4 separate regions of the Homo sapiens genome follow, and all the other regions are linked to region 3. Evidence: chromatin contacts called from ENCODE Hi-C or POLR2A ChIA-PET data. All regions are on one chromosome and are shown on one strand. Each heading gives the region's core, a stretch centred on a gene start or an enhancer-like site at or near the end of the contact. The rest is flanking DNA. Distances are from core to core; before and after follow the strand shown. Region 1 holds the start of HOXB7 (homeobox B7). Region 2 holds the start of HOXB-AS1 (HOXB cluster antisense RNA 1). Region 3 holds the start of ATP5MC1 (ATP synthase membrane subunit c locus 1). Region 4 has its middle 25 kb from the start of HOXB1.

Region 1 (5,995 bases), core at 3,076-5,575, 280 kb after region 3:
CCCCTCTCTCTCCCTGGGTGTTTTTTTCTTCCCCTCCTTTTTTTTTTTCCGCTCTCTCCTCACTCCCTGGCGCTCTCTCGCTCTAGCTCTCTCTCTCGCTCGCTCTCTCTCGCTCTCACCCTCGCTCTGCGTTCTGTCCGGGAGGAGTACGAAGAAGCCAATAGGATGCGGGGTCTCTAATGGATGCAAATGATCATGAAAAGACAGTGCAAAATATGAAACAACTCATTTGCAGGGAAGTAAATCACCGAAAACTGTTTATGAACTGGCATCCCTTCTTCGAAATGTAAAGCGAGGACCTCTTTAAGTGGTGGTATATTTTTGTTTGGGGGGTGGGGGGTGGGGGGAGGGCGAGCGAGCCGCGGCTGCCATGCAAGCTTAGACTTTTGGAGGCTTCTCTGTCCTTTTCTATTCCTGGAAACCACAAAAAGTGTGTCGGCTTCGAGATCTTCTTCGCCTTTTCTTTCTTTTCTTTTTTTCCCTCCTCTCTTTCCCTCTCCTTTCCTGGCGAGGGTGACTAGGAGCCGGCGAATCCGCGTTTTTTTCTCTCTCTCCCTCCCTTTCCCCCTCCCCACCCCCTCCCCAACAGCCCCCAACTATAGCCTCCGCCGCCGCCGCCGCCTCAAAATTCAATAAAATGAGCTCTTATTTCGTCAACTCACTGTTCTCCAAATACAAAACCGGGGAGTCCCTGCGCCCCAATTATTATGACTGCGGCTTCGCCCAGGACCTGGGCGGCCGACCCACCGTGGTGTACGGTCCCAGCAGCGGCGGCAGCTTCCAGCACCCGTCGCAAATCCAGGAGTTCTACCACGGGCCGTCGTCGCTGTCCACGGCTCCCTACCAGCAGAACCCGTGCGCCGTGGCGTGCCACGGGGACCCCGGCAATTTCTACGGCTACGACCCGCTGCAACGCCAGAGCCTATTCGGTGCGCAGGATCCAGACCTGGTGCAGTACGCAGACTGCAAGCTTGCCGCCGCCAGCGGCCTGGGCGAGGAGGCCGAGGGCTCCGAGCAGAGCCCGTCGCCCACACAGCTCTTCCCCTGGATGCGCCCGCAAGGTGAGCTCGCCTCGGGGCCGACAAGGGCAGGAGGGGGCCGGAAGGGCCCAAGGCCTGGCAGGCCGGGGCGCATTTCCTCCAGCTTCTGGAAGACTTGCCGGCTCCGTTCCGATCGCCTGCCGCTTTTCCCCTTTCTTTCTTATCTTTCTTTCTTCTTTCTTTTTTCTTTCCCTTGAAGGGGGTCGCTTAGAAACATTTCCTGAATCTATAAACCCCTCATCCTGCCTTACTTTTCTTCTTCTTCTCCTCCTTTTTTTCCCCTTTTACTGTTTTATGGGGGGTAGTGAAGAGAGGGTGGTGGGAGTGGGGGCGCTCAACTTTTGCACTTCTCAATTGCTTTATAGTTTAATTACCCTGAAGAAACTTTTCTTCTGGGGCAGAGGCTCTGGGGGCTTTTCAAGGTGGGTCCATTCGTCCCCACCCGGCTTTTTTATTCTTATTTTCCCCCCTCCTTCACATCCTTCCTCCTAAAGTTTATGGCACTTCTAATAGATCTGAACCACCTCCTACACAACTCTGGTGCTGGTTACCGGGGGAGGGGGCTCCCCTTTCTGGCTCCCTTAGATTCACTTGTGTCTAATCCCCCTCGCCCCTCCTCCTCCGCCGACCGCGGCCTTCTTGCGCCCCCCCCGCCCCCGCACGGGGTAGAAGGTCCCCTGCCCTTATTATAATGGTCTCCCAGGCTCGTTCACGAATCTTCCAACCTTCTCCGTCCCTGCCCCCTCCCCCACCCTCCCCTCCCCTCTGTCTCGCCCTTTCCCCCATTCCCAGCAGCCGCCGGACGCAGGCGAGGCCGACAGACCTACAGCCGCTACCAGACCCTGGAGCTGGAGAAGGAGTTCCTATTTAATCCCTATCTGACTCGTAAGCGGCGAATCGAGGTATCGCACGCCCTGGGACTGACAGAGAGACAGGTCAAAATCTGGTTCCAGAACCGGAGGATGAAGTGGAAAAAAGAGAACAACAAAGACAAGTTCCCCAGCAGCAAATGCGAGCAGGAGGAGCTGGAGAAACAGAAGCTGGAGCGGGCCCCAGAGGCGGCGGACGAGGGCGACGCGCAGAAGGGCGACAAGAAGTAGGCTTCAGCTGGGACTGCCAGGGCCGCGGCCGCCCGCACGTCCGCGGGTCCCGGCCGCGCCGCCGCCGCGCGCCCCTGCCCGAGAGAGCTCTGGCCCCGCTAGCGGGGCCAGGAGCCGGGCCTCCCACCGCAGCGTCCCCCGCCGCGCCAGTCCCCGCTAGTGGTAGTATCTCGTAATAGCTTCTGTGTGTGAGCTACCGTGGATCTCCTTCCCTTCTCTTGGGGGCCGGGGGGAAAGAAAAGGATTTAAGCAAAGGCTCCCTCGCCCTGTGAGGGCGAGCGGCAAAGGCCCGGCTGAGCCCCCCATGCCCCTCCCCTCCCCGTGTAAAAAGCCTCCTTGTGCAATTGTCTTTTTTTTCCTTTGAACGTGCTTCTTTGTAATGACCAAGGTACCGATTTCTGCTAAGTTCTCCCAACAACATGAAACTGCCTATTCACGCCGTAATTCTTTCTGTCTCCCTTCTCTCTCTCTCTCTCGCTCGCTCGCTCTCGCTCTCGCTCTCTCTCGCTGCGTCCTCATTTCCCCTCCCAATCCTCTCTCCCCTCTGCAACCCCCCAGCTCGCTGGCTTTCTCTCTGGCTTCTCTCTTTTCCTCCTCCACCCACCCCCTTTGGTTTGACAATTTTGTCTTAAGTGTTTCTCAAAAGAGGTTACTTTAGTTAGCATGCGCGCTGTGGGCAATTGTTACAAGTGTTCTTAGGTTTACTGTGAAGAGAATGTATTCTGTATCCGTGAATTGCTTTATGGGGGGGAGGGAGGGCTAATTATATATTTTGTTGTTCCTCTATACTTTGTTCTGTTGTCTGCGCCTGAAAAGGGCGGAAGAGTTACAATAAAGTTTACAAGCGAGAACCCGAGACTGGCCCGGCCAGCGCTCCTCATTTGCTCCCGGGTGCCTTGCAGAGCCGGTGGGGAGCCTGTCACCGGGCTCCTGCGCCTGCTGAGGCTAGGCTGCAGAGAGGAGGGGGCGGGGGCTGGAGGCAGGTGGTGCGAGTCCCTCGGCCCAGGGGCGCTGGGGGTGAGGGAGGCGGCTGAGCCTGATTGGAGGAGAGAAAAACGAGGGAGGGGAGCCAAGAGAAACCCCCTCCTCTCGCGTTCCGAGGCTGCCCGGCCAGGGAGGCCAGGGCGCCCAGGCCACGCTGGAGACCTGCGGCTGGGCTGGTGGCTGTGTCCCCCGCCACCTCCCTCTTTGTTTTGCTGTGTGTCCTCCCAAGATGTGTGTCGGGAGGTGGGGTGGGGGGCAGGCATAAAGGTGGAGTGCAGGCCTGCTGAGCATACTTTTTTTCCCTCGGACTGTTGTTGTTGGGGGAGCAGGAGGAGAAGGGAGACCGCTCTTCCCTGCCTCTCCCTCTCAGGGACTTGGCCACCTTCGCTCTGTTCTGAGGCCATGGCTCTCTGCCTTCCTTCCTTCGCTGCCTCTGCTTCTCTGGTAGTCACGCTCCACTGAGGCATCCGCCTCCGGGAACCGGGAGAGCAGCGCGCCCGGGCCAACCTCCACCCTTCCTTTCTCTCCCCACCCTCCCAACCCCCTTTTTCTTTTACTTTCAAACCTTTTTTTTTCTTTTTCTTTCTTTCTTTCTTTTTTTTTTTGCCACCAGAAACGGCAGCGTCCAAGGCCCGTGGGCTGGATCCTGTGCCCTAGGAGCACCTAGGAAGACTTGCTCCATCTCCGCCCGCATATCTGGGGCACCAAGAGAGACAGAGTCGTGAGCCAGGCTCGCCTCATTCCTCGTCTTGGGAGAACCGGACCAACTTCCCCAAAAGGCCTTGCCGTGCAGAATTGGCCTGGTTTAATAAAGAACAGACCTGCCCCAAGCACCCACCCACCCAGTTGCGTGCATTCAATCCCTGCGTTTGTCTCTCGCTCGGTAACGGGCTGAAGAGGATGGGTGGAGGGTGACACGGATCGCCCCGAGGTTATTTATTTTCCCTTCCACTCAATCTCTTCCTCCCCAAATCTCGCCTGCAAGCGGCCTCCAGCCCGCGGGAGTCGGCAGCGGCCCTTGAGCCCCCAGCCCCAATCCACAGGGCTCGGCTTTCCCATTCATTATTGATCATATTTTATAAATCCAACGCCACACAATTTTTTCCACATTACCGGGAGCCGTGGGGAGACGGCCCGGCCATTGGCGGAGGGGACGTCACGTGGGCGGGGTCACGTGGTCCGGAGAGGAAAAAGGGGGTCCTTTTTGGTGTAAATCTGGACTCTAATTCTGTAATATATCAAGGAATCTCGTAAAACCGACACTAAAACGTCCCTGCCTACAAATCATCCGGCCAAATTATGAGTTCATTGTATTATGCGAATACTTTATTTTCTAAATATCCAGCCTCAAGTTCGGTTTTCGCTACCGGAGCCTTCCCAGAACAAACTTCTTGTGCGTTTGCTTCCAACCCCCAGCGCCCGGGCTATGGAGCGGGTTCGGGCGCTTCCTTCGCCGCCTCGATGCAGGGCTTGTACCCCGGCGGGGGGGGCATGGCGGGCCAGAGCGCGGCCGGCGTCTACGCGGCCGGCTATGGGCTCGAGCCGAGTTCCTTCAACATGCACTGCGCGCCCTTTGAGCAGAACCTCTCCGGGGTGTGTCCCGGCGACTCCGCCAAGGCGGCGGGCGCCAAGGAGCAGAGGGACTCGGACTTGGCGGCCGAGAGTAACTTCCGGATCTACCCCTGGATGCGAAGCTCAGGTAACGCCGCGCACCGAGCTGTCCTGAGCCCCAGGGGCCGGGGCACATTACCCTGAAGGCGCCTCCTTCCCGGCTGGGCGCCCCTTTCCGCGTCCAGAGTGCTCCCAGCCGGAGGTCGGCCCTGGAAGGCTGCACCCACTGGGCCGCGACCCAGCAGGCCATCCCCGCCCCCATATTTGCTCGGTGCTCTCAGGCTCGCTCTGCTTCCCGGCGGATCTCTCTTCGCCGGCACCACGGCGCTGCGAGCCCCCAGCCCGCCCCCACCCTTCCTCTCGGCCTTTTAGCTTTAAATATTTATCAGCAGCGCCGGCACGGGCTGGAGACGAGGCCGTTTGTCTTGCGGAGGAAGGCCGGTGTTTGCAGAGAATAGCCATTAGGGTCTCCCCCTTCTCCCCCCTTCCCAGCTAAGGATCTCAGCCCTGGGTGTGTCCCCCTGCCCCACTCGGATAAGGTATGGGGGAGGGGGCCATAGCGCTAAGCAATTCTCCCCTCCCCCTTCCTCTCCAGCCAACCCCGCTCCCCCATTATTCCCATCAGGACAATTAGAGGTGGGCTCTAGAGGCCTGGCGGGAGGAGAAAAGGACCCAGCCAGGGACACAGAGCTAGAGAGGCAGGTGGAGGGAGGGGGCTGAGGCCAAAGGAGATGATCCTCCTGATCCCAGTGAACCTGGGTGGGGGAGTGGAACAGGAGAACTAGAAAGGGGCAGAGGCTTCATGGGAGTGCAGCTGGCTTCCTGAGGTGCTCTTCCTAGGGCTCCTAGGAACCCCTAAAGAACTGGCCAAGTTTGGAGGTGTCATTCCAGATAAGTGACCCTTTTCTTGGGGGAGGGGCTAGGACTCTCTGGAGCCAATTCAAAAATTAGAGAGTGCAGTTCACCTAGCCAGCTGCTGCAGAACCCCAAGAGGCTGAGGTTCCATGGGGTCCCTGCCGAGTCTGACCCAGACATCCTTTTCTGCACTGTTCCAAAGCAGACGAACTTAGGGGCTAGCCCCAAAGTCCAGAAGACCCAAGACTCATGGTCAGAGGCACCCAACCCAGCAATGGTCAGGGGCCAGAAGCAGCCCAGCTCTCATACCATCAGTATTAGTGGTTATAGGTCCCATTACCTGCTCCATAGTTTAACTGCCTTTCCAGTTGATTTATCAAAGCCCCATTTTTTCTGCTCATCAGC
Region 2 (5,786 bases), core at 3,071-5,570, 350 kb after region 3:
CCAACTTCTTCAGCTGTGGTTTAAGTAGCAAGTTGGGAGGTAACGGGGGACTCTTGGATGCTCTCTGTAGGTTTTTCTGTTTGGCCTGTATGCCTCTAGGTTTTTCATTCATTGACCTTTCGTCTGTTAGCTCCTTTGGCCACAGCGTCCATGCACCCCCCACCCCCCACCCCTTCCCACCACCACCAAGAAAATCTGGCCGATTACGGTTTCTTCCACGAAACCTAAACTTCACAATCCTCTTCCGGAGCCACAAAGAAGGTGTCACGTGACCCGAAGCCCAACCACCATTGGGTCTAAAATGAAAACAAAGAAAAATGATTAATCTAAAAAAAAAAAAAAAACAAAACTGAGGCCTAGACTTCTCAGGTCAAACTTTAAAACTAAGTAAAATTAAATCACTAAATAAAACTCGAGGCGGAGGGAGGGGAAGCACGTTCGATTTCCCCTGCCAGAGAAAGGGGAGAGGAGGGTGGGAGAAGCTGTTGGATCCAAGCGTAAATAAAACGGTCCCCAGGCTAATGTGCGGCTCTGTTTCCATCATCCTTGGGAAAACTTCATTTCTTAGTTGTGGTTCCATAAAAGTTTTATCACATTGGAGTGAAAATAGAGAAGGTCTGTCAAAGATGAAATGTCACCGCCGAGTCGCTGGAGCCGATAAGAGCGAGAAGACAGGGCGGCTGAAATATGGAGCTAATTCGTTGAAAGAGAAGCGATGGCTGCTTGCTGAAGAGCTGCATAATTCTAATTGTAAGCGATGTGCCCGCATTGCTTAATTAGGAGCATATATTTGGTGGTAGTGATGTTGGGGGAGTGAGAATCGTTCCAGGCCCTGCCTTAAAGAGAGGGCTGATTTTCATTTTTATGTTGCATCCTGGCAGTCCAAGGTTAGTAATTATAGTCTTTATGCAACAATAAATAACAATAAAAAAGCAACCTGAACTCTACGCCCTCCCCCTTCCCCACCACCAAGTAGGATTTTAACTGGACTCATCCAAGCAGCAAGCAATTTAGCATTGGGTCAGGCTATAATTTAAAGGCATAAGAGCGTGCAAAGTTTGATTGGGATCAAATAACGCTCAAGGGTTTTTCTTTCTTTCTCTTTCTCTCTTCTTCCTTGAATAACATTTTCTGAATGATATAACTAGATGAAGCACCATGTTTGGCTCTGGGGCTGGGTTGGGTTGTTATTTATCTAGCAGGAAAGAGGCCAAGAAAGAGAATTTAGCTTAAGTTTGAAAAACAGAGCTTTGGCTCGAAGCTGGAATTGCAAACAAGAAAAATAAGAACCAACTTGGCTTGGTGTTCCCTATCCTTCTCTTTGGAAGATTCCAGGCGCTCAGCTAAAGCAGCCAAAGACGTGGGTAAAATATCCGTGCTGTTAAATTCACAGCAGGACAGGGGGGCGGGGGAGGGATGTCTCTGAAAAGGAGGGTTCTCTGGGCCCCTTTTAACACCCAAGTTTTCCGCTGTTTGCTAATCTGGCCATAAAATCTGTCAGTGAGGGTTAGAGAGAGCTGTATTTCCTGCAGGGACAGTCTGCCCGAGTTGCCTGAGATAAGCTCTGGATCCTTCAGCCAGCTACAGAAGCTGTTGCTAAACTTTCAGAGGTGTTCAAGGGGGTGGCCAGAGGGAGAACCCACTCTCAGGCCTCCCTGCATGACTTCCAGACAGCTACTATTTGGATTATTCTATGCCCACCCCCATCCACACCTCTAAATGGCAAAAATTGTTTTCTTTGGAGCCTAGTTGCACACTACTGTCGCTGGCCACTTTGCCCAGGTCAGAGCAGCTCTCTCTGTTCTGAGCCCTCCAGAGCATGCCTCCTCGGTCCCTGCAGCCCCCACCTCCAACTCCCCTTTCTCCATCCTCCTCTCCCCCACCCTCATGCTTCTACTCAGACTTCTCTGTCCTTCTTTTTAAGTACTCACGCAGATGTTACACTGACAGAAAGTTTCTAGTTCCAGCTCCGGGCTCAGTTGCCATTTCTCTGCTAACCAGCCTTCTCCTCCTGGCTGGGCAGCAGAGAGAGAGGAGGGGGAGGGGAGGCCAAAGCCATGGGAGTTCTCCAGGCAAACTTTCCACCCAACTTAGCGCTTTCCCTCTGTCCCCATTTCCCATCTGTTTCCCAGCTCTCCCAGAATCACCCTTCTCTTTTGCACCCCCACCCCCACCCCCAGGCCTTTTTAAGGGATGTGAAATTTTGGCTGTTCGCTCTGCTTTCCCAAAGAGCCAAATTCTTTGATGCAATCGGAGGGAGCTGTCAGGGGGCTAAGATTGATCGCCTCATCTCCTCTCCATCCGTCTGACCCACTTATTTAAAAATCTTCCCCCAGATCGACTTTTCATTTTCTGCTTTGAGGCCTAGTTTCCCACCAATTGCTTGGGGCTCAGAGTCTTGTGCCCTCTCCCCATAGTAAATTACAACACTCTAAACTTCAGACTATCTTGGTCTCCTCAAAATAAAATAAATTTTAAAAACATTTTCCCCCAGCAGCCAGAAATGGAATATCATCTCAGTGGTCATTATTTCCACCCCTACCATCTTCAGGGAATTCTTCCTTGTCAGGGATTCTTTTTTTTTTTTTTTTCTTTTTTCTTTTTTAACTAGCACAATGGCAAAAATGGGAGGGAAAGTCTCTTTGTCCTAGGGGAAAATCTCCCCACCACACTCATGCACACACATAACGCTGATCTGAACTTTGAGAGTGCTCTAAGTTAAACCAATGGCTACCTCAGTTCTTGTTCATGTCCCTGGATATGGATACAGATACAAGCTTGAGGCTTGAGTGGGTACATGCACATCTTAGACTCTGCCTGTTTTTGGGGGATGTCACAGAGAAGCATGGAAGCCTGAAAGTGAGGAAAGCAGGGGTACATAAGGGGCAGAGGCAGTGCTGCAAACACTGGGCAGAGAAGAGAACCCAGACCATACAGCGATGGAGGCCAGAGGCCCAAAAATGCCCCTTATGCTCCATCTCACTCCTATGTGTCTGCCTGGGAGTTCCTGTCCATTTCCCAAGATTTAACTGTTGTTTTTGGAGGGTAACAGGGATAGTGGTGTGATGATTGTAAATCTCTTTCTTATTTTCACCTTAATACTGACCTTTTTCAAAGAGTGGAAGCCTCTTTCGACTCCCTCTTCCTCCAACGCGGAGATCCTCACTCATCTTTTCCTGGGGAAGGGGAGAAGGGAAGGGGATGCTGCTGGCCACGTAAAGAAGGCCTTAATTTACTCTATTAAAATACTTGGAAAAGAGGAAGGTTTCTCCCTTAGAGTCTCTTCTTTTCCAGGCTTCTGAAACCTTCTAACCTTCGAAGGGGATGAGGAAAAGGTTCCTCTAGCTTTTCTGGAGAAACGGAGGCATTGGGGAGAGAGCATGTGAGGCACTGGTGTAGGAATGGGGGCTCATGGTGTCCTGGTCGTGGTCCTCTGGTGTTTTTGAATCAATTAAACCAAATAATGCTCTCTGTTTTCCACCAGGCCCAGACGAGCGATTGGCGGAGGCCGGTCCCGTGACCACGAATTCCCTGTAATTTCGCTGGAGTCCTGGGTTTAATAGAGAGAGTCCCCATACGCTTGTATTTATCAGCAATATACAATTATAAAGGCCCAAAATTAAAAAAAAGAGAGACCGAAATCTCCCCCTCCCAAAATCGCTCCATTACATAAATCGGGGGGGGTGCAGGAGGGGGGTCCCTTCCGATCCTCCCTCCTGACGCCCCCCCCAGCAGCCCCCTCCCCCACCATTGAAAGCCATGAATTTTGAATTTGAGAGGGAGATTGGGTTTATAAACAGCCAGCCGTCGCTCGCCGAGTGTCTGACTTCCTTCCCCGCTGTCTTGGAGACATTTCAAACTTCATCAATCAAGGAGTCGACATTAATTCCTCCTCCTCCTCCTTTCGAGCAAACCTTCCCCAGCCTCCAGCCCGGCGCCTCCACCCTTCAGAGACCCAGGAGCCAAAAGCGAGCCGAAGATGGGCCTGCTCTGCCGCCGCCACCGCCGCCGCCACTCCCCGCTGCCCCCCCGGCCCCCGAGTTCCCTTGGATGAAAGAGAAGAAATCCGCCAAGAAACCCAGCCAATCCGCCACGTCTCCTTCTCCGGCCGCCTCCGCCGTTCCGGCCTCCGGGGTCGGATCGCCTGCAGGTCGGTAAGCGTGGTGGGGGTGGGGTGAGGGGCAGCTAGAAGAGGGGGAGAAAAAGCAGTGGAAGGAGGTTTAAAAAAAATGGTGGCGAGCCTGTTGGGGTTCCTTACCCCCTCCATTCCTGGGATGGGGAAGTAGAATATCCCACTGGGGTTCAGGCCTGGCCGCTAACAGCGTCTTTTTTTTTTTCTGTCTCTCTCTCTCTTTCTCTCCCTATGGCTGATTTTGGAAGCTGGTTGGGGAAACGCCTTTTTTTCTGCTAGAAGAAAATGATTTGATTGAGGTTTTCACCCGTATCTGTGTAGGGGAATGAGTATGTTGTTGCTGGGATAGACCCTAGAAGCAGAAAAGATTCGGTCCTTTCTGCCCCAACTCTAGGAGAAGAGGAAGAATTCAGAGCTAGGGAGGAAGAGGGGTGAAGAACAATCTTTCTGACCCTCGCTCCGGTTGAGTTGGAAAGTTCCGAATTGAGGGGTCCACTGGGAGGGCTTGGGAGGGGGATCTGAGGTTCCGGCGCCGAAGGGAGCCGCTCTCCGCCCCCTGCGTGGCCCGTGGGCGGCTCTGAATGCTTTGCCCTGACCCGGGCCGGGGCTGTAGACTAGAGAGGGAGAGAAGAAAACCCAAAAGCAGTAAAGCGAGCGGCTTTGGGGTGGGGGCGGGGGTGGGGTGGCGAGGAAGGGGAGAGGTGATACTGGTTTTGGAGGATGGGGTAGTCCGAACTGAGGTTGGGCTGAGTACACGGCCCGCTATGACGCCGAGCCTGTTTTCCCTGCAGATGGCCTGGGACTGCCGGAGGCTGGTGGCGGCGGGGCGCGCAGGCTGCGCACGGCTTACACCAACACGCAGCTGCTGGAACTGGAGAAGGAATTCCACTTTAATAAGTACCTGTGCCGGCCACGCCGCGTCGAGATCGCGGCCTTGCTGGACCTCACCGAAAGGCAGGTCAAAGTCTGGTTTCAGAACCGGCGCATGAAGCACAAGCGGCAGACGCAGCACCGAGAGCCGCCGGATGGGGAGCCTGCCTGCCCGGGAGCCCTGGAGGACATCTGCGACCCTGCCGAGGAACCCGCGGCCAGCCCGGGCGGCCCCTCCGCCTCGCGGGCGGCGTGGGAAGCCTGCTGTCACCCGCCGGAGGTGGTGCCGGGGGCCTTAAGCGCGGACCCCCGGCCTTTAGCCGTTCGCTTAGAGGGCGCAGGCGCGTCGAGTCCCGGCTGCGCGCTGCGCGGGGCCGGCGGGCTGGAGCCCGGGCCATTGCCAGAAGACGTCTTCTCGGGGCGCCAGGATTCACCTTTCCTTCCCGACCTCAACTTCTTCGCGGCCGACTCCTGTCTCCAGCTATCCGGAGGCCTCTCCCCTAGCCTACAGGGTTCTCTCGACAGCCCGGTCCCTTTTTCCGAGGAAGAGCTGGATTTTTTCACCAGTACGCTCTGTGCCATCGACCTGCAGTTTCCCTAACCTGTTTCCTCCTCCCGGTCCTTTCGACCCCCGCGCTCCTTGGCCGTCTACTGGAAAAATCGAGCCTCTCCCACCCTCAGTCGCATAGACTTATGTGTTTTGCTAAAATTCAGGTATTACTGAATTAGCGTTTAATCCACTCCCTTTCTTCTTCTTCTAAAATATTGGGCACTCGGTTATCTT
Region 3 (5,525 bases), core at 1,871-4,370:
TCCTGAAGGTCAAAGGACAGAGGCACAGACAGGGGTTTAGAGAAACGTTGTGTTTAATGGTAAAGCTTAACACACCCCAGCACCAAGAATGGTGTGGAGTTGCAGTAGCAACAGGCCGGTGACCCCCCCATGGAGCCTCACATGGCGAAGAGGATGAGGAAGGCGACCATCAAACAGAAAAGCCCCATGGCCTCAGACAGGGCAAAGCCAAGAATGGCATAGGAGAAGAGCTGCTGCTTGAGAGACGGGTTCCTGGGAGGGACAGAGATCATTGCCAGTTGAGGGAGAGGAAGGGGTGAGGGGAGGGGAGGACACAGGAGGGTGAGGTGAATGGGGACTGTTACTCCTGGGAGAGGGCCTAGCCTGCACAGATCCTGGGGATTTGGATGGACAAGCAGAGTGGGCCAACCTGGTAAGTTTAAGTGAGCCAGGCTGGATGCATGTTTTCTCTGGAGAAACTATGATGTAGATGAAATCAACCTGAAGGCTCCTGAAGGGAGCTCCTCCAGCTGAGGCTTCCCCAAACGGGGTGGAATTTACAGTGGGAGATGCTGTAGACCACCCAAACTTACCTGGCATAGCCAATGATCAAGCTGCCAAACACGGTTCCAATGCCAGCCCCTGAACCAGCCACACCAACTGTGGCTGCCCCAGCACCAATAAACTTGGCTGCTGTGTCAATGTCCCGGGAGACAACACTGGTCTGGAACTCCCGTCTGGCCACCTGGAGTGGGAAGTTGCTGTAGGAAGGCTAGAAAGAGAAGCAAGGCAGGCGAGATAGCAGAGAGATAGTATGGCATAAGGACAGGTGGCTGACTCTACCTCCTTCACCCCACCCACCTGAGCTCTGAAACTGTTGGCAAACTGCCTGGTAAATGCAGAATACTCTGATTGCAGAGTATGCTGGGAATTAGTCTTAGAGTCTGTTGTCAGACAGCAGACAGGACTAGGGAAATTTCATGGGTTAGGCACACCTCACTTTTATAAGTTTCTTACCTACAAGGCTTACCTTGGGGGACTTAGAACTATTAAAGCATACAGATTCTCCAACTCTCCTCCCACTTTGGTCTAAAGGCAACTTAAGCTGAAGGACCCCTGTCTGGGAACATTCCTTGATTTAAAAAAAATTAATTAATGGGTTTTTATGAGTCAGGGTCTTGCTCTGTCACCCAGTCTGGAGTGCAGTGGCATAGTCACAGCAGTCTCGACCTCTGGGATTAACCAATCCTCTCATCTCAGCCCTGGAGTAACTGGGACTACAGCCACATGCCACCACACATGGCTAATTTTTTTATTTTTTTTGTAGAGATGGGGTTTCACTGTGTTGCCCAGGCTGGTCTTGAACAACTGGGCTCAAGTGATCCTCTCGCCTCAGCCTCTCAAAGAGCTGGGATTACAGGTGTGAGCCACCATCCTGGGCCTTGGGAACATTCCTAAGAGAGCTATTCCTCCCTTACCTGTTTAGATGAATTCACTGGGCTATTCAAGAAGGAGGCAGACACAGGCCTGATTAGACCCCTGGTACAACAGCGGATCTGTAAAATCAGAAAGCCACATCCTACCAAATCAGTCAAGGAAAAAAAATCCTAATTGCTGAGCTGTCAAAAATGACTACAGATTTCATAAACAGAATAAGTTCAATGTATTTCAAGGTCAATTTATTCCTGTTCCTATCAGATAGGCCTGCCCCAGAGACAGCTGTCTCAATAGCTTGATATAGTCAGCAGTGGCAACCTTCACCATTCAAAACCAAACCAAAGTTCACTTCTTTGGGCACAGCTTTAATCAGCTTCTCAGAATGGAACAAGAACCCACACTAATACCAAAGCAGGTACAGGAAAGGTTTATACCCAGATCACCAAGTAATCAGATGGGGGAAATTTTATTCTGCTAAAATACACTCACAGCTACACACCCTAAATGGAGTGGGCCAGTCAGCCCCGGAAACCGACTGGAATAGCCATCCAAGGAGAGCCATCTGTAACATGGCTTTTTTGAAATAATTTTTAGTGCAGTGGTTCTCAAACTTGGCTGCACGGTGGAATCATCTGGAGAAGTCTTAAAAGATACAGATGCCTGGGTTCCACCCCCATTCCCAAAGTCTGATGCAAATGGTCTAAGGTGCAGCCTAGGCATCAGGATTTTAAAAAGTTCCCTGGATGATTCTAACGTGCAGCCACTGTTGAAAACCACTGTTTTAGTGGGCTGTCTCTATGGCCAGGACAGACTGGGGATAAAAATCAAATCCAGACTCTCTGACCACATTCCAAAGCCAAGATAGCTTGGTTCACAGGCCCAGATAAACAGGGGTTACCTTCATCACATCCTACAGCCACCTCAAAGAGCCTACATCATCAGGACGCCAAGCTCCCCTGGGTTCATTCATTAAACACTGATGGCGTCCACACCATACACCTGGTACTACAGAGCACTGCGGCGCGGCACCTTACCAGAGCTGGAGAAATGAATAATGCCCCGGCGGTCTGCATTTTTTCAGTCTGCAGAGGGGGAAAAAATAGTAATAATAATCCCACTGAGACCCTGGTTGTTTGCTTATAATGACGACCTTTGGTCGTCCCCTTCACCCCCGTCCGTCCTCCCTAGACCACGCTCTTCCTTGCACCGTGCCCCAGCTGAGGAGGGCATTAGAGGTCAGAGGGACAGAGCAGTGGGTCTTCAAAGCAAAGTCATGGAGATCGGAAGTCAAGGAAATGTGCCCAAGCCCCAGGAAGGAAATGTTGCGAAAGGGAATGGTCTCTCGGGAAGACTGGAGGCGGATACTGGGCAGGTGTCGCGCAGGATCCTGCCCATCTTACACAGCAGTCCCCGACCCGCCCCAGCCGAGGCAGTCAATCGTTCATTACCGTTGGTAATTAACATTCATTGATAAGGCCATATCTAGATTGCCATAGCCTCTCCCAGCACTGGGGGGAAATACCCCTCCACACTGCCCAGCCCACAACCCTGCCTATTGCTGGCTCCCGGCCCCAAGTCACCTGCACTCCTACTACCCTGCAACCCCTGCTTGGCCCACAGCGCTCGCCCGGCTCAAGGTGACAGACTCACCTCCCAGCTTTAGCCCTTGGTCTCAGCGCTCAGCTTCCCCCACCCACGTGTCCTGGACCTTCTCCATTCTCATTGGCCGTAATATCCCCGCGTCCCCATTGGTTGACGTCATCGATTCCCCACTCTTATTGGCTTTCCGCAGCTGCTTCCTCTCCCTCCACAGGAGCTTCGTGGCAATTCCCGCCTCCATGCGGATAGAGGCGGGGCTTTCCTACGAGATCTGGATTACGATTGGCCGATCCCTGAAACGCTCGACCATAGAGTTGGCGGGACTCAGAGGTTCCATAACCTCGCGCACAAGATGGCGACCAAGGTGTACGCTGAAGAAAAAGGCGTGGGAGAGATGACGGGACGTGTGACGCAGTCAGACACATGACTTTGGCCCCGAGCCTTCATTCGGGCGCTTGGGCCACGGGGCGCGTTGCATGTTGGGATTGGTAGTTGCGCTGAGGGGGGGGGCCCAAGGACAGCTGAGATCCCGCGAGATATTCTAGGCCGGGAGAGCCGATGCCTTTGCAGTAATTCCCACCGTGGAGGTTTGTGGAAAGACCGCTTTCCATGGAGAGTAAAGGCCGGCTGGAAAGTCCCCAAGCGGTGAGCGCAGTTTTGTGGACCTCAGCCGGTGTTCAGCAGTCATGGACTATCATCCAGATGGCTTTCTAAAACATTTGTTGGGCCGGGTGCAGTGGCTCACGCCTGTAATCCCAGCACTTTGGGAGGCCGAGGCGGGCGGATCACCTGAGGTCAGGAGTTCGAGATCAGCCTGACCAGCATGGTGAAACCCCGTCTCTACTAAGAATACAAAAATTAGCCGGGCATGGTGGTGGCGCGTGCCTGTAATCCCAGCTACTTGGGAGGCTGAGGCAGGAGAATCGCTTGAACCCGGGAGGCCGAGGTTGCAGGGAGCCGAGATCGCGCCACTGCACTCCAGCCTGGGCAACTGAGCAGGATTCCGTCTCGGGGGAAAAAACAAACAAAAAAATTGTTTATTTTGTAAAAACAACACTGAAAGAATGAAATAATATCCCTATAGAAAAACGAGCAAAGGATAGGAACAGGCAATTCAGTAAGGAAGAAATATGAATTGCAGGAACGAATGTCAGCCTTCCTAATCAAAGAAATATAAGTTTAAACGCTCCGCTTAGTACTGCTCAAAACAGCAGAGTTCTTTTTATTAATGTGAGCCACACGCTCTCCTATATTGCTGGTGAGAGGATGAATTAGAAAACCTTCCTTGAAAGCAGTTTGGCAATATTTATTTTTATTCAAAGGCTGTGAATGGGCCATCCTCTTTGACCCAGTAATTCTTGAGTAACTAAGAGCCTTTAAGCTCTCCATCCACTTTTCATCCAGTAATATCACTTCTAGGAATTTATTTTGAAGAATCAGAAATGCAGATTCTTTTAAAAAGATGTGCATTTGCAGAGTTTGTCGAAATTGGAAACAAGTAAATGTTCCACTGACAGTAAAAGGTGAAATAAGTTATGATATTTTCACTTGATGAAATAAGCAGAAATAAAACAGGAAATAAAATCATGTGTTTTTTTTGAGACGGAGTCTCGCTCTGTTGCCAAGCTGGAGTGCAGCGGCGCTATCTCGGCTCACTGCAAGCTCCGCCTCCCGGGTTCACGCCATTCTCCTGCCTCAGCCTCCGGAGTAGCTGGGACTATAGGCGCCCGCCACCACGCCCGGCTAATTTTTTGTATTTTTAGTAGAGACGGGGTTTCACCGTGTTAGCCGGGATGGTCTCGATCTCCTGACCTCGTGATCCGCCCGCCTCAGCCTCCCAAAGTGTTGGGATTACAGGCGTGAGCCAGCGCGCCCGGCCATGTTTTTGAAGAATATTTTATTTTTATTATTATTATTTTTTGAGACGGAGTCTCACTCTGTTTCACACACTGTAGTGCGGTGGTGCGGTCTCTGCTCACTGCAACCTTTGCCTCCCCGGTTCAAGCAATTCTCCTGCCTCAGCCTCCCAAGTAGCTGGGATTACAGGCGCGCACCACCATGCCCGGCTAATTTTTGTATTTTTAGTAGAGAAGGGGTTTCACCATGTTGGTCAGGCTGGTCTTGAATTCCTGACCTCAAGTGATCTGCTCGCCTTGGCCTTCTAAAGTGCTGGGATTGCAGGCATGAGCCACTGCGCCTGGCCTTGAAGAAGATTTTATATTGAGAAATATTTTATAATGCAAAACTATGCATAGAATTGTGAAAAAATATGCATGGAAAAAGAATGAAAAAAATGTTGAAAATTAATAGTGAATTCTAGAGGGTGTAATAAATTGATTTATATTTTTATGAGTATGGGTACTTTATAATAGAAACATATTTTAAAAATTACACTAATCTGGCAATTCACAAGTCTGGACTCTTAAGAAAACTTTTTTTTTTTTAATAATTTTTTTGTTTTTAGAAACAGGGTCTCACTCTGTTGCCCAGGCTGGAGTGCAGTGGTGCAA
Region 4 (5,908 bases), core at 1,972-4,471, 390 kb after region 3:
GGCCATCTCAGCTCGCTGCAACCTCTGCCTCATGGGTTGAAGCGATTCTCCTGCCTCAGCCTCTTAAGTAGCTGGGGCTACAGGTGCCCACCACCATGCCCAGCTAATTTTTGTATTTTTAGTAGATATGGGGTTTCACCATGTTGGCCAGGATGGTCTTGATCTCTTGACCTCGTGATCTGCCCGCTTTGGCCTCCCAAAGCGGCATGAGCCATCGCGCCCGGCCAACAATGACTTTTTGAACTCAAAATAGCTTATCTTTATCCCAACTAAACTTCATGGCTTTGCATGTTTTCATCCCTGCCTACAATGCCCTCTTACCTTCCTCTGGTTTATTTAGATAACTTCTATGCATTCTCTAAGACCCATTCCAAGTGTTGCTTCCTTCCGCCCTGAGTTAGGAGCCCTTCCCCTGTATTCTAATAGTGCTCCACATGCACACCTGTACCATGGCTTTTACACCAGTGCATTTATAATCCCCTGGTTACCTTGAAGACAGGGATCATCTTGTTAGTCCTTGTTTTCCCCAGTGCCTAGTACAGTGTTTGGCTCATAGATGCCTATTGAACTAACAACTGCTATTTTTAGCTGAACACTATGAACTAGAGAGATCCAGAGGAGGTCAGCCAGAACAGAGGAGAGTATGATGGTGATTACAAAGCATATGTATAATGTTTTATAATAATCAAATAATGTAGGCATATATCATCTCATTTAATCCTTTCAACCATAGGTAAGTTATATACATGTGGTCTCCACATTATGGAGAAAGAAAGTAAGCCTCGGGGAAGTTAAATGACTGGGTGAAAAGGTCACCCAGCTGAAAACTGATGGAATTAGAACTTGAATCCAAGGCCGGGTGCAGTGGCTTACTCCTGTAATCCCAGCACTTTGGGAGGCCAAAGCAAGCCGATCACCTGAGGTCGGGAGTTTGAGACCAGCCTGACCAACATGGAGAAACCCCATCTTTACTAAAAATACAAAATTAGCAGGACATAGTGGCGCACACCTGTAATCCCAGCTACTTGGAAGGCTGAGGCAGGAGAATTGCTTGAACCCGGGAGGTGGACATTGTGGTGAGCCAAGATCGCGCCATTGCACTCCAGCCTGGGCAACAAGAGCAAAACACCATCTCAAAAAAAAAAAAAAAAAGAACCTGAATCCAGGTCTTTTCAGTCCCAGTTAATTGTTATTTCCCTGCATAAGGTGTTGTTGAAGTAACCTGAAATGCTTACTTTAGAGGAGAAAAGACTCAGTGCAGACATTATAAATATTTTCATAGATTTGAAGGGATGTCACATGAGGTTCTTGAGAGGGCTTCCATTCATCCCATTTTGCTTCTTTGAGTGAAATTAGAAAATGAATAGAAAAAAAAGTTTTGTTTGTTTTTGTTTTGTTTTCTTAAATAAAAACTGTCCAAAATTGAGCTGGGCTTCCAAATGAGGTCCCTACCACTTGAGCTGTTAAAGCATCAGTGTATGACCATCCATCAGTGATATAGTAGGGGAGAGTCTTGGGTGGAAGCTTGGACCAGATGCCCTGAGATCTCTCAGTGACTCTAGGATTCCTTTTGGGTTTTCCCTATACCTTGTCATGTGAACATCTACATGCCTGGCTTAACCACAACTACCACCAAAAATGGGCATCGCCTTTTTGCAGAGAAGTGGATAGTGCCAGGCGTTGTGGCTTATGCCTATACTCCCAGCTTTTTGGGAGACTGAGGCAGGTGGGTTGCTTGAGTCCAGGAGTTTGAGACCAGCCTGGGCAATGGGGCAAGACCCCGTCTCTAAACAAATTACAAAAATTAGCTGGGTGTGGTGGTGTGCAACTATAGTCCCAGCTACTCAAGAGGCTGAGGTGGAAGGATCACTTGAGCCCAGGAGGTTGAGTTTGCAATAAGCCAAATCATGCCACTGCACTCAAGCCTGGGTGACAGAGTGAGACCCTCTTTCAAAAAAAAAGAGGGAGAGAAGTGGATAGTATCTTCTCCTAGAAGCCGATAAAGAAAACAACTCTGAAGTGGAAGAAATAAAGACTGCTTCCCACCAGCAAACGTATTCTTTCCAGTGATGGAACCAGGAAGTCAAGATCTCTGAAATTCAAAGGCATGACCAAATGAAAATACGGGGAACAGCTGAATTAAGCAGAGGCCAGAATAGACCTCTGAGTAAGACTTCCCTTCTGCAGGCCACATCTTTCTCCTGGAGCCACTTTGGAGACTTGGTTATGGATTCTTTCTGGGGAAAAGGAGAAGTCAGAAACCTGGAGAGTCAGAGTGGGAATCAAATTCTTAGGACATAACCCAGTTGTCAAATGTCCTTCATACTCCTTTGACAGCATGAAGTCAAAGGCTTCCAGGAGATCAGGAGCCCTGACTGCTCAGGGCAACACTGAACCCCTGAGAGGAATGGGTATTGAGGAACAGTGATGTCTGCACAGTGAGGATTTAATAATCCAGACGCATATTGTGCTTACTCTTCTGTGAACTCTGACCTTCCTTTCAGGTCCCTGGACTCCATGTTCATTAAAAACTGGAATCACCAGTGACCTGGACCCTAGTGCACTGACACTGCCTTGGTCCTTTCATTTCTGCTCTCGCCCTCATGTGCTCCACGGATGCAAAACAGCTGGGGCTCAGTAGTGAGAAAATCACTGGCTGAGAAATCCATCTACAGCGGGGACCTCAGTGTGGAGCTACGGGATGGGTAAAGGACAGCTGGAAATAGGAGGCTTTGCCCTGCTGAGCAGGACAATATTGTTTTCATGGGCCACCAGGAGGCAGAGGTTAGGGCAAAGATGAAATTCTAAAATTCTCTTCTCTGTAAGGGAAGAAAAATAAGGAAGAAATAGCATCTCTCTGGCTGTAGTCAAAATAGTTTTCGGACCAACCTTTGGGTCAGGCATTCACCTATAGTCTCCTCTTGCAGCTTTAAATTCTGTATCTGAGACTTACCTCCAAATTCTTTTTGAAAGGGTGATTTGGCTTGTGTTCACAACAGCTGCTTTTTCAAAATATAATTTTCAGGTCTTGCCCACTGGCTCTGCAGTTCTCACTCTGAACCTTCACGGAGATATAGGACTGGAGACTTTTGACATGATTTGACATTTTCCAGGCCTTGACATTGAACAAGGACATGTGGTATGAGAAGTGACTCTCCTGGACCAACAGGATGTGCATACTAGGTTGGAGCAGGATGAGTCATCCATTCTGTCTGGCCCAGTTGCCTTAGTGACCACATTTGCAATGTGACAAGAGAAGCTCAATGGTGCAACCTAAAATTGAAGAGTTGGGTTTTCTCTTTTTTTTTTGGCATGACCTAATACTTAACAATAACCTCAATAAATGTTTGTTGAGCCACACCTGGTGCTGTACACAGTGGCAGGTGTTTACATAGTGCTTCCTTTTTGAGCCTCTTTCACAGACATCTCACTGCCTGTACACTTTTTGTATGTGTAGCCAGTGTTATCAATTTTATTTTACAGATGAAAGATCTTCATTTTACTGAGGATCAAAAGAATTAAGTGACCTGCCCAAGGTCATACATTTAATCAAAGGTGAAACACATTTTCAGACTCTAAATCCCGAATTCCCTCTCCTATAAGAAAATACCTACCCTTGTGACCAAAATAACTAGATTAAAATGGACTAGATCCATCTAGAGCAGTTTGCATGATATAAAAGTGGCCTTGATTGATAATTGTTGAAGCTGGGTGTTGTTGGGTATATGGAAGTTCATTATATTCTTTTATTTATGTATATGTTTGAATTTTTCTGTAATAAACTTTTTTCAAAAAAGAATAAATCTGTTTTCTGTGCTGAAATCTGCCCCTTTGAAACTTTCTTCCATAAATCCTGTCTCCAAGTTTTATTTTAATGGTTGAGTCTCATTACTGACAATGATGGCCATTAACTGAGAGTTTAGTGTATCAGGTGCTCTGATAAGTGCTTTCTTCACATGTCTTAGTGTTTAACCCTCACAACCAGCCTGTGACTTAGGTACTAGTATCCTTGTTCTACAGATAAGGAAACTGAAGCTCAGAGGGGTCACATAACATGCCCAAGATCACACCCTTAGTAAATATCAGAGCTGAGACTTGAACTCAGGTGTGTCCAGTCCCAAAGCATCCTCCGCCCCTTTTTTTTTTTTGTGAGACAGAGTCTTGCTCTGTCACCCAGACTGGAGTGTAGTGGTGTGATCTTGGCTCACTGCAACCTCTGCCTCCTGGGTTCACGTGATTCTCATGTCTCAGCCTCCCAAGTAGCTGGGATTATAGGCATGTGTCACCATGCCTGGATAATTTTTGTATTTTGGGTAGAGACGGGGTTTTGCCATATTGGCCAGGTTTGTCTCGAACTGCTGGCCTCAAGTGATCCACCCCCTCTTGGCCTCCCAAAGTGCTGGGATTACAGGTGTGAGCCACCGTGCCCAACCCAAAGTCTCATCTTTAACTATTTCCACTGCTTCACTTCCTTACAACCAGAGGGGAACATCTTTCTCTTGGAGGCAATACTGTTTGAAATGTGCTTTCATTTGCCTATCTTACAAGAAACTTGAAACACGGAATTGGAGACATTTTCATCCCCCCTGCTGGAAAAATAAGAATTGTAAACAGAATAGCTCTTTCATTCAGCCAGGCTTGTCTGTCCCCAGCTCCCTGAGGGGATTCAAGCACTTAACTTTGTTTTGTAATCTCAGGTTGAGGAACCTGGCATCCATCTACCACCTGAGCACAGGGGTCATGGTAATTTTTTCAGCTCCTGCAAGCGAAACCTCTGTCAAAGGAGTAGGGGAGGCAGGTGGAGTGGGGTGGGGAGAAGAGAACTACCTTTGAAAGGGATTTAGGTTCCATTTCTCTTCATGGATTTATAGAGCACTAACTTTTGGTGGGCAACCTCTTTGCCCTTAATTGGCCCTAACCTGGCCAAGGTGAAAGGACACCAAAAATTTGAGGTGGGAGCTAGGATGCCCCCACCTTAAGTCCTGCATGATTGCAGCCAAGCCCAGCACTGGCTAGGTCTCTCCCTTCTGTAGCAGCAGCCTTCTCAAACTAGTGGGAAGAGCTTTGGGCTGTTATCTGATGCAGTATCAAATATTTAGCTGGAGAACTTTCAGAGTGCTTCAGGGACGCAGGGAACTGTTTAGATATCAGATTCTCTCCTGCCAGGTCAGGCAAACCCCCTGGTGACGAATGGCTGTGTTTCCTCAAGCATCCTTCCCAGCAGTGAGCTATCTTGTGCGCCCTTTAACTCTCTGTCCAGCTGAGAGGCCCCAGGCCTGCAGAAGCTGTTCTTCTAATCCTCATCTCAGGCTCAAGCTGCTGCAGTGGGCGATGGAAGATTGTTTACAGAAGATGAAGGCTCACTGCCTCGCACCTGGTTTCTGTCTGGCCCACACTGATGGGGATGAAGGATACTTCATTTATCTCAGCCTCTCTTCTCAGGCAGCTCCTGCTGTCATGGCAAGCTTGGGCCAGTGTTTCATTCCCTGATAAGCAGCTTTCTAAAGAGCCGGGGAGAGCCACTTACGGGCTTTACATACCTCTCTTGAGCCCCCATCCCAGTTACCAGGGGCAGCAGGGCTGGATGGGGTGAGGGCTGCTGAGGTTTTATATCAAGGGGTCAAGTGAGACTTGCTTTCCAGCTATCTGGTGTGCAGGGTGTTTCGCTCTTTCTCTATTTACAGATTTTGGAAACAGGTAGTCAAATAATTCATCTGTCCTTCTTGCCTTTGGAGAATTAAGAGAGAAGGGGTGTCTGCTTGGCAGAGGGCATCAGAGACAAACCTTGTTTTATGATGGAGGGGGACGGATAGACGAAGAGAAAGGCCCACTGGGACAGAAGTAGCATTCTAGAAGGATGCACTTGGAAGTGGAGAGTGAGGAAGCCCCCTCCCTAAAAGCCTCTAAA

Evidence for each region. A loop is a pair of places that touch in the nucleus more often than their neighbours do. ChIA-PET counts read pairs that join two places held with the same protein, here RNA polymerase II (POLR2A). Pooled maps may share reads with other maps.
Region 1: a loop to region 3 is called in a pooled map, with 5 times the contacts of the local background. The contact joins the promoter of HOXB7 here to the promoter of ATP5MC1 in region 3. A Hi-C loop is called at or near these places in 5 of 50 pooled maps. POLR2A ChIA-PET finds 5 or more read pairs at or near these places in 9 of 52 experiments (A549, A673, CD4-positive, alpha-beta T cell and 6 more).
Region 2: a loop to region 3 is called in a map of naive thymus-derived CD4-positive, alpha-beta T cell, with 4 times the contacts of the local background. The contact joins the promoter of HOXB-AS1 here to the promoter of ATP5MC1 in region 3. A Hi-C loop is called at or near these places in 1 of 168 maps with a recorded cell type or tissue (naive thymus-derived CD4-positive, alpha-beta T cell) and 9 of 50 pooled maps. POLR2A ChIA-PET finds 5 or more read pairs at or near these places in 2 of 52 experiments (A549 and OCI-LY7).
Region 4: a loop to region 3 is called in a pooled map, with 3 times the contacts of the local background. The contact joins the enhancer-like site here to the promoter of ATP5MC1 in region 3. A Hi-C loop is called at or near these places in 2 of 37 single-sample maps with no recorded cell type and 2 of 50 pooled maps. POLR2A ChIA-PET finds 5 or more read pairs at or near these places in 2 of 52 experiments (HEK293T and K562).

Annotation. Positions count from the first base shown.
Region 1 is chr17:48,609,347-48,615,341 of GRCh38, reverse strand. It overlaps HOXB7 (homeobox B7), which reads left to right and starts at 4,325. Exons shown (of 2, transcript NM_004502.4): 1 at 4,325-4,823. The coding sequence starts at 4,424. It overlaps HOXB8 (homeobox B8), which reads left to right and starts at 50. Exons shown (of 2, transcript NM_024016.4): 1 at 50-1,061; 2 at 1,833-2,996. The coding sequence starts at 638. The coding sequence ends at 2,140. RefSeq lists a silencer at 3,149-3,198 and enhancers at 2,992-3,812, 3,813-4,632, 4,633-5,453.
Region 2 is chr17:48,542,885-48,548,670 of GRCh38, reverse strand. HOXB-AS1 (HOXB cluster antisense RNA 1) reads right to left here and starts at 4,320. Exons shown (of 7, transcript NR_102279.1): 1 at 4,259-4,320; 2 at 3,314-3,550; 3 at 3,107-3,176; 4 at 208-296. It overlaps HOXB2 (homeobox B2), which reads left to right and starts at 3,562. Exons shown (of 2, transcript NM_002145.4): 1 at 3,562-4,150; 2 at 4,924-5,786. The coding sequence starts at 3,760. The coding sequence ends at 5,603. RefSeq lists an enhancer at 4,694-5,339 and a silencer at 5,147-5,436.
Region 3 is chr17:48,890,382-48,895,906 of GRCh38, reverse strand. It overlaps ATP5MC1 (ATP synthase membrane subunit c locus 1), which reads right to left and starts at 3,120. Exons shown (of 5, transcript NM_005175.3): 1 at 2,997-3,120; 2 at 2,451-2,498; 3 at 1,458-1,535; 4 at 573-751; 5 at 36-252. The coding sequence starts at 2,489. The coding sequence ends at 138. LOC105371814 (a long non-coding RNA gene) reads left to right here. Exons shown (of 4, transcript NR_135674.1): 2 at 3,230-3,660. RefSeq lists enhancers at 2,318-2,367, 2,408-2,517, 3,098-3,217, 3,228-3,687, 3,325-4,304.
Region 4 is chr17:48,503,309-48,509,216 of GRCh38, reverse strand. No RefSeq gene overlaps it. Among named protein-coding and RNA genes, the nearest start is that of HOXB1, 25 kb to the left of the region's middle. Within about 2 kb of position 3,221, at least 3 of the 41 ENCODE cell types and tissues checked have a DNase peak (open chromatin) inside an H3K27ac peak, as active enhancers do.